Regions from separate parts of the Homo sapiens genome. Here region 2 is linked to region 1. A link is a contact called in ENCODE Hi-C or POLR2A ChIA-PET data. All regions are on one chromosome and are shown on one strand. The core of a region is the stretch at or near the end of the contact, and the rest is flanking DNA. Distances in the headings are between cores, read along the strand shown.

The links. A loop is a pair of places that touch in the nucleus more often than their neighbours do. ChIA-PET counts read pairs that join two places held with the same protein, here RNA polymerase II (POLR2A). Pooled maps may share reads with other maps.
Region 2: a loop to region 1 is called in a map of HepG2, with 6 times the contacts of the local background. The contact joins two enhancer-like sites. A Hi-C loop is called at or near these places in 1 of 168 maps with a recorded cell type or tissue (HepG2) and 3 of 50 pooled maps. POLR2A ChIA-PET finds 5 or more read pairs at or near these places in 6 of 52 experiments (OCI-LY7, Panc1, T-cell and 3 more).

What each region holds. Positions count from the first base shown.
Region 1 is chr2:39,376,342-39,379,019 of GRCh38, reverse strand. MAP4K3 (mitogen-activated protein kinase kinase kinase kinase 3) reads left to right here. Exons shown (of 34, transcript NM_003618.4): 2 at 897-954. Among named protein-coding and RNA genes, the nearest start is that of MAP4K3, 60 kb to the left of the region's middle. Within about 2 kb of position 1,324, at least 3 of the 41 ENCODE cell types and tissues checked have a DNase peak (open chromatin) inside an H3K27ac peak, as active enhancers do.
Region 2 is chr2:39,548,701-39,551,378 of GRCh38, reverse strand. All of the region lies in intron 5 of MAP4K3-DT (MAP4K3 divergent transcript), which reads right to left. Among named protein-coding and RNA genes, the nearest start is that of MAP4K3-DT, 110 kb to the right of the region's middle. Within about 2 kb of position 1,343, at least 5 of the 41 ENCODE cell types and tissues checked have a DNase peak (open chromatin) inside an H3K27ac peak, as active enhancers do.

The DNA.
Region 1 (2,678 bases), core at 75-2,574:
TTTGTAGTTAACAGTTTAAAATATCAAATTGAAAGTTCTGATCCAATTATAAAATATCTTAAATTGACAAAGACTTACTGCCATTTTAATATAGTTTCTGCTTATTTATATGTGTATTATATATAATATATATTGTTATATGTACACATAAATACACATAATATAATTATGTGTACTTATATACATAATTATACAGTTGTAAATGCCAGGAATCTATAATTTGATTTTTTAAAGTGATTTTTAATATGTGGCTTACAAAAATAGGTTTTGCATTGAACTACATGTATTTGACTGTACCATCAGGTGTGTTTAAAAGGATGCAGGGGGCCTGTTTTCATAATTATATACACAATTGTGTTAGCCTTTCATATCCTAAAGCTTTTAAATGAAAAAATATAAGGCTAGTTAATTAGTTCAACTAGCCTTTGAATGAATAGCAATACAGTGTAATACTTAAAGGCTCAGACTGTGGAGTTAGACTGCCTAGGTTTGAATCCCAGCACTGTCGACTCACTGGCTGTATGACCTTGTTAAGTTCTTTTGAGTTCTATGTCCTTTAGTTTCCTCACTTGCAAAATGAGAATAATATCAGTACCTATTTTATAAGGTTGTTGTGAGGATTAAATGAATTAATATTAAAACATTTAGAATAGTGCCTGGCACATCCGTACTAACATCTAAGTGTATATTAGCTATTAGTTTTGCCAATATTAAATTTATACATAAATGTTGAAATTTATTGTGAAGGAAAAACTATTTGTTTTGTAAATATAAATTACATTTGCATTTCTTTTAAAATATTTTTATATAACTGAAAACAGTAAGCTAAAGTGAAATTTTATACACTTTTTATGAAAGCTTTCTTCACAATAATCCTTTTTTCCTCTTTCTTTTAGGCACGGAATGTTAACACTGGTGAATTAGCAGCAATTAAAGTAATAAAATTGGAACCAGGTAAATTGTTTGAAATTCATTTTTTCTTACTGCTAGAAAGCCATGGGATATCTTAAGGCTTATTTTAATGATGTTTGGTTAACATTCTCTTGTTTTCCCCAACATCTGGGATAAATAGAGCTGCTTGTATGCCCTTTCCTCCACTTCTTCAAGTTCTGCATACAACACACCTTGCTCAGTTCTTCCCTGAAAAGTAACTGATAATTGGGGGAGGAAGGGGAACTCCTCCTGAAAAGACTTTGTTCTTTCTGAACTCAGTTGAGCTAACTTGTGACAAGCTGATAGTGGTTTATTTCCAGGCTGACGTCTTGTGGTGTCAGTGTGATGTAGTGGAAAAAACAGAACTGAAATTTAGGTAGTTGTAGTTCAGTTTGTCTCCCACTCCCTTGCTCTGTGAACTTGGGCAAATAGCTTCATGTCTCTGAGTCTCAGTTTTTCTCAGGAGATCTAGCTTCCACATTCTGTATTTCATTGCTATCCCAGCAGTTGTCTACCAAATTGAGCAGCTTATTGTAAAGCCCCTTAAGGCTACTCCTTATTTTTTGTCTGCTTCAACTATGTTCTTTGAATTCCTCCTACTTCCCTCAAAACCCACATTTTTCTTAGCTAATTACTCACTCTTTGTTTATTCTCTCTTAGAAACCCCTTCCCACTCTTTCTCCTTCCCACCATAAGCAAGTCTATAATTGTGCTAGTGTCTAGACCGAGTACCACAGCAGTTAGTGCCTTTCTGATGACTTCTTCCTTTACAAGCTGATAATAAGAGTTTATTGGTGAAACAAGTTTTAGCTCCAGTATGAACAGAAATCCATTCAGAGACTTTGCAAGAGTGGAAAAACTTTTTCTGTTTAAAAAAAAAAAAAAGGCCAAATAGCCAATACTTTAGACTTTGTAGGTCATGTATGGTCTCTATATTCAGTTCTCCCTCTTTCCCTATAGTTTGCTCACCCCTTATTTAGAGCATCAATAAACTTTTTAGAAGTGATATTAAAATGAAAATTTAAGGATGTGCTGATTGACTGTGATCAAACCACACATAAATAAAATGAATTAAAAAAATTTTCCAGTTATACATATTTACAGATTTTATGTAGTCGTTATATTCTAAACATCGCAAGACAAGATGTTTATCTTTTTTCTGAATCTCCTACTCTTCAATTCATAAGAAATTTAAGAAGGATATTTGAAGTTGTTGAAATATTAGCTACAAAAAGAAATTTGGCATTTAAAGCAGGGCCTTCATTTTTAATCATTAAGCAGTGACTGTGTTACTTAATGAAATGGTTCTAATGAGAAGTATTTTGTGTATACATCATTCCCTCAAGAAACCTTCTCTTTCAGGAAGCCTTGCTTGACCCTGGGTCTAATTAAGATGACTCCTGAGTGATTAGCTCTGCTGTAGCACTGACCATAGCTATATTGTCATTCTAGACTTGCCTTTCTTTGTTTCTAAGTTTTAATCAAATTTGTGCCCCCAGCACTGAGCTTAGGGCCTGGCACATAGTACTCATTCTGTACATCTTAAAATTTCCTTAAAAAATTAAAAACTTGAAAAAGCTTACTGTTCAAGTCAATTATTTTCTGTTCATGAAATGTTCAAGTTGTTGCACTGTCAGTCTTGGACACTGCCATGTGTATATTGATCAATGTAATAAAAGTAGAATATACAACTATACAAAAGGAAAAAAATAAAAATCATTCATATTCTGCCACCCAGAGAAAAC
Region 2 (2,678 bases), core at 94-2,593, 170 kb before region 1:
AACCAATAGCACTGAATAGATTTAGTCTGAGACTCAACTGTCTTTGATTTTAAAAATGTCCTCATTCTTACCATACAATAGCAGTTTTTAAAGTTTGTTTGTTGTTATTATTAATGTAGCCGTAGCCGCAGACCTATTCCTTTTCTCTTGGTTCTAGAACCAATACTGAATTTGTTAGTTTGACTGAAAGCTTAAGCTCTCTACACCTCTGTAGTGAAAAAATAATAACACTACCCTCACTATAAATTCCTTCAGGAGAAGAGTTATAAAGATGAATGAGGTCATCTTGGGCCAATTTCCTGTCTTATGTAAATATAAGACAAAGTTAAAGTCATACAGGATTAGAACCATAGGCACTGTTTTTTAGATTCCCAGAAGAAAGTCACTTTATCAACATAAACTTGGCACAATTTTGAAACATAACAGCGTTTATCTTATCAGCCCATTGACTTGCTGTAGTAAGTTGTGGTATTTTCCTTATTATGTTATGCCCAGAGCCACAGAAGATCAATGTTACAAGTTAAGCAAACAGTGCAATATTGACAGCTTCCTCTGCTGGTGAATGTTAAAGTTATTTCCTAGGGCCCAGCTTCCTGAGGACCACAGGACAAGGTCACACATGTGCTATGGAGGACGGTCAGTGCACTTTCCATAATGTTTAGTCCACAGATTAATGTCTGTGTCCTAAAGCAGGAAAAACAAGGAAAAGCTGCCATCTGTCATTAGGAGCAGAGGTATATAGTGATGAACTGATTTAGAGCATATACTGTTTACAAATAAGAAAGATGATCTGTACCCAGCTCTGGGCCAGAAACAAGCATTGATTTTAGGGATGAGAAGGCAGTAGTGAAATATCACTTCCAAAGGGACCTGCTGGTTTCTGGATTTTCAAAATATTCTCACCTCATCAAGGAATCCTGGTGAGAATGTCACCTACATGCTGGAGACTGCAAGAGCAACTGGGGCCCTTGAGAAGCTTTCTTTTTTCCTTTTTTTTTTTTTTTTGAGACGGGGTCTCACTCTGTCACCCAGGCTGGAGTGCAGTAGCACAATCGTGGCTCGCTGCAGCCTCCACCTCCCAGGGCTCAAGCGCTCCTCTCGCCTCAGCTTCCTGAATAGCTGGGACTACAGGCATGCGCCACCATGCCTGGCTGATTTTTGTATTTTTTGTAGAAACGAGGTTTCACCATGTTGCCCAGACTGGTCTCAAACTCCTAGACTCAAGCGATCCACCCACCTCAGCCTCCCAAAGTGCTAGGATTACAGGCGTGAGCCACAGCACCTGGCCAAAGCTTTATTTCTATGGCATCAGGGGAAGAAGGGAACAAATAATCCTTAGGTGATGCTGGAAGCTGAGTTTCATGGGTCACTGAGAAGTTAACTGTCACACACACCTGAACATATACCATGGATCAGAAACTGGACTATGGTGAAAGATACACATGGGGTAAGACAAGGAGTTCACAAGAAACTCACAGTTCAGCAGAGAAGACAAATACACAAGCCAGCCATTAGCAGATAAGGGCTTCCAGTCCCCACCTTTTCTCCAACATAGTAAATGCTATCTTTCCCTGCCTGCTGGTGCCTCCCTGGCCATCAGGGGAGTATGCAGCTTTCCTGGACACTTCCAGGACTTTGGGTTGCAGTCCTGGAGAATGAAAAGGTAAAGACCTAAGGAGGGGGCCTGCTATGCAGGGAGATTGGGCAGATGTACCAAGAAGGAGAGGAAGGGGAGAGAAAAGACGGAAGAGTAGAAGTAGGAAAGGCTCCAGGGCACTGTGATTGGAGAGATTTGATTGGAGAGATTTGGAGAGAAGGAAGGGGTTTCAAGAAATGTTGCTAGGCATTCCAGTCTTGATTCCTTTTAAAATTGTTTTGCAACTGTAAAGGTTGGGCTTCCTTTTCGTTATTTTGTGCTACTTGAACTGTTCCTTTTTATCGTCTCTTTGTAGAGACTGGACCAGCTCGGACCTCAGAAGCAGAACTCAGCTTTCCCAATGTGTGGGCAAATTACTCACATCACTCAGCTGTGATTAAAATCAACCCACTAGATCTGAGCCCAAGTGCAAAGAATGGAGATTGAGCAGGCTCAAGTCATAGTGGTTATTTATGTAAAAATAAAAAGCCAAACAAACATTGGGAAGGCAATGCCATAATCAGTGCTATTAAATATGGGAGAATGTGCAGTGAGGGAGGCATTGTGCCAGCCAGAAAACCAGCCTGGGCTGTAAAGCAGCTTCCCAACTTCAACCAAATATGACCACCTGGAGAACTGGTTAAAGTGCAGGGCGGCTACTATTTTAAAAAATTGTTTTAACAGAAAATAAGAAGTGTTGATGAGCATGCAGAGAAGTTGGAACCCTTGTGTACTATTGATGGGAATGTAAAATAGTGTAGTTGCTATCGAAAACAGAGTGGTAGTTCCTCAAAAAATTAAACATAGAATTACCATATGATTCCTTAATTCCATTTCTGGGTATACACAAAAATTGAAAGCAGGGTCTTAAAGAGATATAATACCCATGTTTATTGCAGCACTATTCACAATAGCCAAGAGGTGGAAGCAACCCAAATGCACATCAATAGGTGAAGGGATAAACAAACTGTTGTATATACATACAATGGAATATAATTCCGTCTTTAAAAGGACAGAAATTCTGACACATGTTACAACATGG